Regions from separate parts of the Homo sapiens genome. Here regions 1 and 2 are each linked to region 3. The links are chromatin contacts, found by Hi-C or POLR2A ChIA-PET in ENCODE. All regions are on one chromosome and are shown on one strand. The core of a region is the stretch at or near the end of the contact, and the rest is flanking DNA. Distances in the headings are between cores, read along the strand shown. Region 1 has its middle 27 kb from the start of FILNC1. Region 2 has its middle 120 kb from the start of FILNC1. Region 3 has its middle 62 kb from the start of FILNC1.

Region 1 (4,360 bases), core at 1,007-3,506, 35 kb after region 3:
TCTTCTTGCTGTATCAAGACATCACATGGCTAGAGAACAAGAGCGTGTGTGTCAGTTCAGGTCTCTCTTCTTATAAAGCCACCAGTCCCATCCTGGGGGGCCCACTCTGATGACCTCATCTAGTCCTAAATACGTCCCAAAGTCTCCACCTCCAATCAGCATAATAAATTTCAGGCTTAAGTTTCCAATATATAAAATTTGGAAGACACATTCAAACCATAGCAGAATCCAATAAGGTCCTTCTCATCTATAATGAGGTGCTGTTTGGGCAATTCTGCTACTATATTGGCATCCTTGACAGGATAAGTAATTTAATTAATAGCAGTGATAGTGAGAAGAGGGAGCAAATGCACATGTGCATGCGCAGACCCATGGAACACTATATAATGCTCCTTTGTCAAGAATTTTTTTTTTTTTTTGAGATGGAGTCTCGTTCTGTTGCCCAGGCTGGAGTGCAGTGGTGTGATCTTGGCTCACTGCAACCTCCACCTCCTGGGCTCAAGCAATTCTCCTGCCTCAGCTTCCTGACTAGCTGGGATGCACCCACCACTACACCCAGGTAATTTTTTTATTTTCAGTAGAGACAGGGTTTCTCTATGTTGGCCAGGCTGGTCTCGAGCTCCTGACCTCAAGTGATCTGCCTGCCTCGGTTTGGTTCTTTCTTCAGTCTTCTCTTAGGGATTACTTAACACTGTTAAAAGAAGTTCAGCAGTCATTGTTACACTCAGTAACTTAAATATAGAACATAATAAATATGTGTGTTAGTGAGTCTGGAGAGTTGCCACTTTCTATTCACTTACTATCTTACACTACAAGTTGTCCTTTTAAAAGTCCATTTGCATTGTCTCTCCAAATGGAGGGCAGGGCTCATGGCTTACCCTGTCTTGTGATCCTCAGGGATCCTAGCTTTTTCTTTGCCTAACCATAGAAGATGCTCGTTAATGATTGAAGTCTACCGTTTGTTTTATCCAGGAGAGATTGTGATACTCACTGTGCTAGATTTAAAATGGCTCTGTTATCTCTGAGACTTGGGAAGTCTGTTTTTAATGTATAAGAGAAAAGGTTTTGAGTTGTACAGGATTTTGATTTTTTTTCCCTGTACCATGCAGCTCAGAAGTAAAATAGTTTAGGTCAAAATAAATTGAACAAGAAGAAAGAAGACCTTGCATTCTAGTGCTAGTCTTAGTAATTTCTAGACATATGGTTTTGGACAAATTAATTGACTTCTTTTGAAACTCTGTTTCTTCATCTGTAAAGACTATTTAAATTGAAATATAGTGGTACTATTTACTTAGTGAAGGACAAAGAGATGTTTACATACTGTACTCAAAAGGTCGAACAGATGGGATTATTTTAGATTGAAAGCTCATGTGTGGGAGTCATGCCTTTTGTAAGCCACATAAATTCTCATGGGGTCTGGTAACTTACTGTGTGCCCAGCAGGAACCCAAAAAGTCTTGTCATGGTGATAAATATGACACCATTTAATAAGGTCACATTTAACACAAGGAGAAACTTGGGAAAGAAAACAAAACAAAAATCTAGACCTCATCCCTAGGTACTTTGTATGACTTTGGACAGGTTACTTTACCCCTCTGAACTCTTCAATTGATTCATAAAAAGAACCAAATGCTTAGAAGGGGAGGGCAGGCATATAAATGGAATAGTAGAAAAGATTACTGAGCCCATGAGGTGGGAAGTATAGTACTCTGAAATGTATGACACCCTGAAATTGTTGGCCTCCTATATGTATTCTCTTCAAAGGGAGAGACTCCCCAGAAAAATTACTGTTGGACAATACTTGTCAAGACATTTATGGGAGCTGCTTTGGATACATGGTATGCTTGAATTGAGAAGGAGCTTAAAGATATTTTAGATTAACCTCTTAATTTTACACATGGAAAAAGAAAGTCTCAAGGAAGTTATACAAATTCTTTAAAATTATATAATGTGTGAGAGAGCTAGCACTAGATTTGCAAGGCTGTGAGCCATTGGGGAATTCAAGTTTGTTTGTTTTGACCTATTTTGCTTTTTTTTGAGTTTAAGTGGCAGAAGGTAATCTTATTTTCTTGGTGCCTTACTTTTCAAGAGGCCTTGTCAATGCCCCCTCATTTCTTGTCTGTAGAAACTAAATAAATCAAAAAAGGAATTAATTTCACAAACATATTATGTGCTAGCCATTCAGTACCCATTGTTGGGCATTGGTAATACAAACTTGCTACAAGGCACTTGTTGTCCTTGGATAGATTTTTGTTTTCATTCCTTCACATTGTTAACATTGAGCAATCTGCTTAGTCAGGAAAAGGCAACACATTGTAAAGGTATGCAGATATAAAAAAGTAGGAGTCCGGTGTATGATTCATTCCTATAGTAGCCTTGGTGTAGCCCAGTCCAAAGGACAATTTCCTCCATTAGACATTAACTACCATCAATTTCTTCTCTCATGAAATAAACAGATTCTGTCTTGGAAATAGAAATTTTCTCTGCTAATGAGCTTTTTACTACTTGGGAGTCTTCTATTTCAATCTGAGACTAAAAGATAGAAGGAGAGGCTTCTCAGGGAGCAGGAAATGGAAATGACAGTAGACCCTAACTCCCTCTCCACCTGTGCATGGATATGGAAAAGGGCTTTGAAAAAGGCACCACTTATAATAGCACAGTCCAGGGAACTGGGTGTCAAAGTCAATGCCTGTGATGGGAGAGCTGCTCATGCTTCTTACAATGTCTTGAATACTCTTAATCCTTTTGCAAATACTTGCTTCGTTGTAAGACAAGTCAAAGCAGATATGACGATGTCTTAGCTGAGGAAGAAATTGTGGCTTCTTGGATGCAGTATGGCAAAGAGGATTGTCTTTTAAGAATAATAAAAAAGAGTTTTTTTCATTTAAATCTGGTCTAGGAAAAATATCCTCTTGAAACTCTTTTTACTATTAGTTTTGTTTTCTAAAAAACACTGATCTGAACAAGATTAAATAAGCAAATCAATGGCTTTCTGGGTTTAAAGCAACTGAATTCCTACTGATCTCCCTTTATACTGAAATTTCAACATAGATTCTTCACAAGAGAAGAAAGATGAACTGAATCCCATATGACACTCAAGAAGATGTAGGACAAGCAAATAAAAGTGGTCCCAGGGGAGAAAATAATATTCCCAGCCCTGCAAATGATTCGCTTCTGCCCTATAGTTTGACTCTTCCAAAATCTGGTTTTCAAAACAAATTAGTCCACCTCTGAAAAAGGCATGCCGACTTTCCAACTGACAATTATAAAAGTGACCCTGTCTACAAACATCTGATGAGTGAGTGTCTAGGTTATAGAAACAGAGATACCCTCTTCCAACTGTAATATTTCGGTTAATAGGCTCTGTTTAGAAGATTAATTCTTAATGTCATCATTCATGAATTACAGGGAATGAAAAACAGGAGGAAGGGAAGCAGAGAAGGATGTGCTAATGTTACGATGTTTTATAATATTTTCAAACCCTAAGTTCTTCTACCGATCGGACCATGTCACTTAAATTTAAGGCTCTAATAACATTGGCTTCCAGAAATATTTTCACTTGTATGACTTCACTTATCCTTGATGCCAGAGTTCAAAAGGGTGTATAAATAAGACGGGAGGAAGGACACATTATCACAGACCAATAAAAATGACAACAAAAATACCTCAAAGCTCTTAACAAGTATAAAGCTAGAAATGATCTGAGTCTTGTGAAAAATACTGATTAACACAAAAATGATTTTAAAAGCAATATTCAGAGAAAGTACAGTAATGGAGACCTGGTCCTGGCACAGATAGTGTTACCTTAAAAATATATCACAGAGAATGTATAATTATTGACTGTATTTATAAATCTTCTCTATCCAGGATCTTCACATCACCAGTATGATGGAATTGAAGCCCAAGATTGGTAATGTTATGGTAGGAAAACATTCACTTTCTTTAACTCATGTTAAGTATCTAAACAGAAAATTTCATTTTTATAACATAGGAATTTTGTATATTTGGTTTGCAAAATCTGTTTCGTTCTCCAAAATATGGAAAGCTATGGAAAATGGGGAATGTCTCCCCCTTACCCTAGAAAAATAGATATAAGTTAATATTGCTCCAGTTTTTTTTAAGTAGACTGCAGAAAAAAAAGAAGCTAGTGATCTTAATACAATTTTTTAAAAACTTTCTAGAAAATTGTATTGAGCTTATCAGCTTGTTTTCATGACTGTGAGTATTGAACATAGAAAGTGGTGATAATTAGAAATCAGCATTGACTTATTAAAACAATTCATGCCAAAGTAAATTAGTTGCATTTTTATAGTCTTCAGTGCAGAATTTAATGGAGTATTGGGTTATACATATAGAAATAC
Region 2 (4,222 bases), core at 1,568-4,067, 53 kb before region 3:
CTAGGATCTTACTTCCCCTGGCTAGAATTCTATCATCTATAAAATGGGGTAATAATGACTGTTCACGGGGTTTTAGAGAAAATTAAATGGTTAATTATGCAGAAACAAGGATGTGGAGATAAACAGAGGAATACAAGCAAAACAATGGGGGAAAAAAACCCAAAAAACAAAAACAAAAACAAAACAAATCATAGCCCTGCTTCACAAATTCTTATGCCTGATTTTTGCCCTAGTCAAATATCTGTGAACTGTCATGGAGATATAGTCTTTGCCTGAGTATTTTGCCAGGCTCAAAAGAGCTATCTTTCAATCTGAGCAGTTTGATAACAATGCCCCCAAAACACTGTGGGATTACACATGAAAATGAATGCCAAGGAAAATAAATAAAATTGATTAACAAAGAGTAATTGATATTTAATCACAATTTGGGAAACACATTTTTGCCCTTTATTACAGCCATTCTGTCCTTTAAACTATTGTGTTTTGTCAAAAGAACATACACTTGCAGTGCTTGAGAGTGAAAAATAATACATTTTTCGAGCGTTCACCATGTCAGTGTCAGAATGGCAATGAAAGTAGTTATTAAAAACCTTAGCTGCACTTTCAAGTAAGAAATAAAGTAAAACATAAATTGCTTTCATGAAATGAAGCTAGTTACAATGATCAATGGTCAATAATAGTATGTGTTATTTATTCTTCTATGGAGCAAGGGGCAAAGAGGTTTGAAAATGACCGGTTAAATATCAGTCTATTTTATTTAATAAGTGATAGCTATTTCCTACATTAAACAAAACTCGGTCTACTTATCCAGAGCTCACATTTCAGTCTCAAACTCAGCTTTGGCTGAATAATCAGAAGCCATCATTGTGGGCCAAAGCTGGGAGATTTTTGGTAAGGATTCCGTGACATGGTGACACAGAAGACCAAATGGATTTGGTGAAGGCTGGATTACTTACACAAAGTCCAAAGATAAATTTAGTTGAAAATTGGTCACAGGTAGCCTTGCTGTCTCAAAGGGCATTTCTGACTAGACAAACAGCGTCTACCAACATCCCCTCCACTGAAATAAACAGCCGAGTGTTCCCTTGCCACAGGCTGAGTAAATACTAACTAAACCTTCAGCCTGTATGCCAGTCGGAGCAACACTCCCTATTTTTTAGCAAAATATTTTTCCATTCTGGCCATCCAAGAAAATCTCCAAATCCAATACACTTCAATGGAGTTTTTGGGCTTCTCGATTTTTCTCACTATTTATAGCTTTCAGATGTTGGCAGGTACAGGACTACATTTTCTTCAGAATAAAGTTGTAAACGGCAGCAGTGCTGTTTCATCATATACCACACAGTATTGAGTCGGTATTAAAACAATCCCTCTTCTTTACGAATGTCAACACTGACAAAGGCTAGAAAACAAAATAAATGCCTCACCAATATTGTATCAGTGGCCATATTTACATTGTGCAGAGTTTTGTGGAGTGAGGACGTGGGAATGGGATCCTGAGGAAAAGCCCAGTCTGTTCTGGGGTAACGTCTGTTCAGGTAATAGCATTTGTGAGGCTGAAGTACAAAAGTCCAGGAGGCCAGATCTGCCCCTTCTGTGAAACTAAGGCTGTGCAGGGCATAAAGGGAATGTAACAGTGCCTCCAGGCATATAGTATTTAATACATTACCAACTGCTTGCAAACACGACACCTTACTGGTCCTTAGAACAACCCTGGGCAATAGAAGGGGTAATTATTCACCCCGCTTTATGGATGAGGAAACTCAGTTTCAGAGAGATGACTTAACCGGGGTTACCTGGCTAGAATGTGGCAGAGCCAGAACTGGAGGCCCAATCTTCTGATGGCTAATCTTGCTTTTCTTTCCCAACTCACACTGCTCCTCCAAGAATTCAGCCCACAGAGCTTTCCCAGGCTCAGTGGAGAGACAGTCTGTTCACATGTAAAGGCCAGTGAATAAAGAGAAAGAGACAGTAAAGGGGTGGGTTAGAGAATAAAACCCAGTATTCCAGTTGCTAGAAAATGATTATATTGGGCAGGTCAGGAAGTGATAGTCAGGCACATCTGAAGTGTGGAAAAGTTGAATTTAAATCGCCAGTTTTGTCACTAACCAGCTAGGCGACCTTCCGTGTCCTCATCTGTAGAGCTTTAAGGACTCCCCGGGGATTGTGGTAAAATCACCACAATAAAGCCCTTCTGGGGTCACTTGAGAGACAACCTTTAAGATCTTGCCCTAGGCCACCTGTGGCAGGATTCGTCAAGGAGGCATGATGTAAACTAAGGAACTATAGCAACAGAGAGGGAAAGGAGAAGGGAAATATGGACAGGGAAATAGTTGAGTCCAGTTATGGTGGCAAGGGTGGGTGTGCTGCTTATATGGGATAGTAAGGAGACATTTGATGGATAGGTGACACAAAAACAAAATATGTGCGAAGTTCAACCATTACCAAGTCAGTTTTATCCATGGAGTTAATCAGTCTGGACATTTCAGGTCAAAATTTACTCCTTTATCCTTTAACCAATTATCAAGATAGTTATCCTAAGTCTTCCTTCTTTCCCTCTCCCCTTCCTCCCTCCCTCCTTCCTTCCTTCTACCTACCTTCTTTCATCCTTTCTTCCTTTCTGCCTCTCTCCCTTCCTTCCTTTCTCCCTCCCTTCCCTCCTGCCTTTCCCTTCCTCTCTCCTTTTCTTCCCTCTTTCCTCCCTCTGTCCCTCCCTTCTACTTTGCCTGCTTGTAGACACAGACTTCTCTGGAGTATGTTTCAGGAGGGGTGGATTTGTTTGTCTAGGGCAGGGCTGTCAAATACAGGTCATGCATGCTGCCACGCCCCTGCCATGACAGACAATGCTAATCAATCACTGCTCTCTGGGCACGATCTCAGGATTCATTTCAAGGTGCATGGGTTGCTTAGAGTTGGCTCAAGTGACGAGAGCTGTTTGCCAACATAAATCTAGGACACAAATGGATCAAATATGGCTTTCCATTTTAAAAAAGGTTAAAGTATACTAGAAAATATACTTCCTTTAACCTTTTAAAACATTCCACCCCCACCCCCCACTGTTTTAGTCTCAGCAAGAGCCTCAAGCAAAAATAGACAAATGTTATTTGAAGTCATCATCTAGTGAAGCGAGAGTCTAGCAAAGATTTTTTAGAAGCCTGAATATGTTTCATGAATGAATATCACCTTTTGAATATTTTGTCATACAAATTGACTTCTGGACATTTTGATGTTTGCCTCATGCAAATTTGAATTTTCCTAGTGCTAAAATTTGGTTTCTCTGCTTTAATGCAAATACATTATATGTGTACATAGACGTGGAAATTATGAGCTTAGTTTCTGAAGCCTATGTTGGAACCCCAGCTCTGTCTGTTTCTAGCTGAGTGCCCTTGAACAAGTTAATGTTACCTTTCTGAGCTTCAATTTTCTCATACTGAAAAAAGTAGTAATCATCATTTTTATCTCACAAGCTTATGGTGAAGAGTAAATGAGATAATTCATGTATAACATTCAGCATGGTATCCTGCACATAGTAATACTCCACAAATGTAAGTTTGTGTGTGTTACATGTAACTACTACTGTCTATCCAGGGTGAATTAAGGACTTTGATGCTTATTGAATTGTTTGTCTAAATGTTGCATTTCTTTGCTTTTGTGGGTTTAAGTCAGAGTTTTAATGCTACTTGAATTCTGTTGTGTGGTTCTATCATGATTTTTTTGTGTGTTTAAACTCCAAGAAAAATGTCCTCTTTTTTGGTAGCTGATATATTTAAACCACTAGTGCTGGAAGAAAAATAATCTGTCATTGAAGTAGATCAGAGTTGACATGACAGACTGTGCACTCTATCTTAAACATTCATAACATGCATAATATGGTCCCTATGGAATGAAATAACTCCTTTAGAGTCTTCGCAGTCCCTTGTATCATGGGTCTCCTAGAGTGAAGCCATTATAATTCTAAAGCAGCTATGCCTGTTTGGGGAATAAAACATCAAGGAAAAAAAGGCATTTCACATACCAAACAACTGACATTTATATATTGTTTAGATGTGTGTACATACATGTGCACAAAAGTATGTGGATGGTGCACATAGGTGTGTGGTATTTTGAACTCTGGTGTTTGATATATTATTGCTTACTGGCTAGAAGTAATTTCTTCAGAATCCGCAACACTTGAAATCCTGATTTTATTATCTTATTGGTCATGTGATTTTGAACAAGCTCC
Region 3 (3,767 bases), core at 642-3,141:
TGTTCACACTGTAAGAGCATTGAGCATAATGGTCACGGCTGAACCAAGCTTAGATATTGCTAAGGCCAATTTTATGCCTTGTCATGCTTTTCATTTTCTTTTGCTTCAAGCTAATGATAAAACAATTGGAAGATTGCTTTGAATCCAGCATATCACTACAGAAACTTTAAAGAAGAGAATATTTTAGTGTAATAGCTCAATAAAGCAAAATTCAAATGTTCCTTTTGGCAAAAGTTTCACTTAATTTTAGCTCAAATTTTCCAGGATACTCTTCAAAAGGTAATGAATTGGCAAATTATTTGGCATTTCTAGTTGCATATTTAAGTGAAGATAAATCTTTATGGTTTTTATATCAAAGTTATGAGTGACTGTTCTCTTTTATTGGAAATTAAAAATCCCTCTATCAACCACAAGCAAGAATGGTACAGGTATAGCTGTGTGTGACTGTGTGTGGGTTGCGGGGGGAGGGAGAGGAGTTATAGGGGCATTCAGGAAGGCAGAGGTAGTGTGGGGGAAGAGTCACAGAATAGAACCATAAGAATATTGAAGCTCAAATTATTGTTAGAGTTGGAAGGAACTCAGGTATGGGAGAACAGTCATGTGTTTCTAAATCAAATTAAATCTCCTGCCAATTGAGCAGTAGATTCTGTCTCAGTCATTTTGAGTACTCTAGGGTCATCAAAAAAACCTAAAATGCTGCCTGAAAAGTTGGGTTGCTGTTGATATCCTCGTGGTCCATGCCCAACAGGTCCTCAAATGTGGATGGCTCCGTTGTCCCAATACCAAGTAGGCTATGAATGGTGTTTGCCTGAGCTGGGAGCGCTAGTTCCTAGGATCTAGCTTTCTGGATTCACCACACAGCCATATCTTTTGAAATTTTTTGCTACCTTTCAAAGTACTGCAAGAAAGTGAGACATGTACCCTCACCACCAATGGGACCTTCCATTCTATTCCCTTCCTAGGAAAACATTGAGCTTCCCACTGTGGCTTCCTACCTTTCCTTCCCAAAGCATCCACCTATTTTCTTGCCTCTCCATGAACCATAGCTTAATCCCCACAAGGAATCCAGGCTTTCTGTGCAAAAGTCAGGAAGGAGACAGGAACAGGAAGAGGACAGGGATGTTTTCAGGAAATGTCTGTAACAAAAATCTCCACTGAGACCAGCAGCACAGAGCACCTGACTGCCTTTTTTTTTGGAATGGGATGGTGGTAGGTAGGAACAAAAAAAATGCAGGGATAAACAAAACCTAAATTAATGTCTCAATTTGTTAACCCATTGCACTATCAGAGTACAGACTCCTGGCAAGCAGATGCCAAAATTGGTAACATGTCCAGATTGGCTCCAGTCCAGCAGAAGTTCAATTGTTGAAGAACATGTATAAAGTCTTCTTAAATACTGTTTGGTCACACCCATTCATTAGTCTGGGCATACTTCCTTTAGGGAGTACCAACCAGTGCCTTCTTTATTTTATATTAAGGGTCACAGAGGATGAAGTTTGGTGAGGCACTTCAGGGGGATTTTCCAATGGGTTTGAATGAGTCTTAGAGAAAATTGTATACTCCAAACTCCTTGGAGAAGAGCTTCCTGGGATAAATGTTAAATCTGTATCAGAACAGAGCACAGCTCTTGTCACTGTTTGGTGCCTGGGTCTGCTGCTGGAAAATTCCTCTTGCCTTATGCTATCAAGTGAGCTAGCTAAATTCTGGAGAAAGCTGCTCATAAAACTGATAAGAGCCCTCTGTTAAACAACCTAATTTGAACTTTATCCCAGAGACCTTGAGAAACAGGGTCTGCACTTTTATAATCCAAGAATTGAATATGGTCCTGCACAGTTGGGTAACATTTGACCTTGAAACGTCGTTCTAAAAGTCGTGTTTCCCCCTTGCTGGCTTTGCTGTTATCTGTGCATCAGTGAACACTTTATCATAGTAACGCTTCAGGAATGTGCAGAATAGTTGAGGAGCTTGAATGCCACAGCAGTTTCAAGTATGCTGGGCTCTTGCTACCAGCTCACTGGGTCGGTCGCTAGAAGACTGCTATAGCACATATGCTGCAGAACTGACGTTCATTACCAGGTCACTTTCAAAGTGTTGGCTAGCAAGTCTGTAGTTAGTTCTTATTTTTCTCCTATGATTTCTGTTTTCAACAAATTTGCAGTCCATTTGGACAGGTAGAATAAACAGGGCAAATAAAACCATAGAAGAATTATTGAGTTCTTCCTACTTCTTATTATACGAAGGGCATGGTATGCATTTTCCCCTTTAACATAACATGCAACATCCAACAGTCTGGAAAGGTATTATTCTACCCATTTTGCACATTAGGAAACTGAGGCTTACAGATGTGAAGATAATGACTCCAAGTCTAACAGCTAGTAAATTATAGACCTAGATTCAAACCCAAGACTGTGATGACAAACCCCAGGTGCTTATTAAGCACTGCACTCTGTTAAACAACCTAATTTGAACTTTATCCCAGAGACCTTGAGAAACTGGGTCTGCACTTTCATAATCCAAGAATTGAATATGGTCCTGCACAGTTGGGTAACATTTGACCTTGAAATGTCATTCTAAATGTCATGTCATAAATACTGTTTGGCCACACCCATTCATTACTCTGGACATCAGATGTGCCACAGAAAATGCCTATATTTTTATTTTGGCTTTGGGGGGACTATTAAATGTTTGCAAAGGAGTGCTTGAATTTGACTTTAAAAACTGGAGTACCATAGTGCAGTGCTTAATAAGCACCTGGGGTTTGGCATCATAGTCTTGGGTTTGAATCTAGGTCTATAATTTACTAGCTGTTAGACTTGGAGTCATTATCTTCACATCTGTGAGCCTCAGTTTCCTAATGTGCAAAATGGGTAGAATAATACCTTTCCCGACTGTTGGATGTTGCATGTTATGTTAAAGGGGAAAATGCATACCATGCCCTTCGTATAATAAGAAGTAGGAAGAACTCAATAATTCTTGTATGGTTTTACTTGCCCTATTTATTCTACCTGTCCAAATGGACTGCAAATTTATTGAAAACAGAAATCATAGCTTCTCTTGCTTTACATTCTCATGCCAAGAAGAATGCCAAGGACATAGCAAGCAGTCAATAAATATTTGTTAGTTCCTGTTATTTCTTTTGAAATTATTCCACTTTCAAGCCAGTTACACAGAACACTTCTTCTTTGGTGATGATCAGACTAAGACCTTCGTTTTTTATGTTTGTTGGAAAGTCATAGAATGTAAATAACACCAGAAGATTTTTTTAAAGTCTCTGTGTCTGGTAGGATTTCTTAAAAATTTGATTCTCTGCATTGTAAGGACTTTTGACAGTAGTAAAAAAAAAAGTACTTGAATGCACATAGGAATAGAGTTCTTAAACCAACATTCATTATTTTTGACTTTCCAGTTGATGTGAGCACTTCATGTATCTTGATAATTTGCTTAAGGGACAATATGCACTTCTAGCCTACCTCTGTCTTTGCAGCTTCATAGTTATCAATAAGATCCTGAGTGAAACTGAGCTATGCACCCACACAATCAACACTTTGGCAGCAGTATCTGCAGGGTGGAGTAGAAGCAAGGAAGGGGGTTGAAAATAGGACAACCTCCAGGGCCAAGATCTACAGCAGCCCTGTGGCTGCCACAGTGCAGATGTTTCTTTTTTGTCATCACTCTAACTAGAAAGACTGTATGAGATTCCAAGTCCAATTTTAGGCTTTTTGGAAGGACAAAAAAAGCATCCTTCATCAAATATTAGTAGATGCTTA

Evidence for each region. Hi-C counts contacts between places; a loop is a spot of excess contacts on that map. ChIA-PET counts read pairs that join two places held with the same protein, here RNA polymerase II (POLR2A). Pooled maps may share reads with other maps.
Region 1: a pooled map shows a loop between it and region 3 (2.3-fold over the local background). The contact joins two enhancer-like sites. A Hi-C loop is called at or near these places in 1 of 168 maps with a recorded cell type or tissue (Caco-2) and 2 of 50 pooled maps. POLR2A ChIA-PET finds 5 or more read pairs at or near these places in 6 of 52 experiments (AG04450, BJ, HCT116 and 3 more).
Region 2: a map of Caco-2 shows a loop between it and region 3 (6-fold over the local background). The contact joins two enhancer-like sites. A Hi-C loop is called at or near these places in 2 of 168 maps with a recorded cell type or tissue (Caco-2 and colonic mucosa), 1 of 37 single-sample maps with no recorded cell type and 2 of 50 pooled maps. POLR2A ChIA-PET finds 5 or more read pairs at or near these places in 1 of 52 experiments (Caco-2).

Annotation. Positions count from the first base shown.
Region 1 is chr6:139,741,520-139,745,879 of GRCh38, forward strand. No RefSeq gene overlaps it. Among named protein-coding and RNA genes, the nearest start is that of FILNC1, 27 kb to the right of the region's middle. Within about 2 kb of position 2,257, at least 2 of the 41 ENCODE cell types and tissues checked have a DNase peak (open chromatin) inside an H3K27ac peak, as active enhancers do; they include Panc1, where a contact is called at or near this core.
Region 2 is chr6:139,653,459-139,657,680 of GRCh38, forward strand. No RefSeq gene overlaps it. Among named protein-coding and RNA genes, the nearest start is that of FILNC1, 120 kb to the right of the region's middle. Within about 2 kb of position 2,818, at least 4 of the 41 ENCODE cell types and tissues checked have a DNase peak (open chromatin) inside an H3K27ac peak, as active enhancers do.
Region 3 is chr6:139,707,145-139,710,911 of GRCh38, forward strand. No RefSeq gene overlaps it. Among named protein-coding and RNA genes, the nearest start is that of FILNC1, 62 kb to the right of the region's middle. Within about 2 kb of position 1,892, at least 6 of the 41 ENCODE cell types and tissues checked have a DNase peak (open chromatin) inside an H3K27ac peak, as active enhancers do; they include Panc1, where a contact is called at or near this core.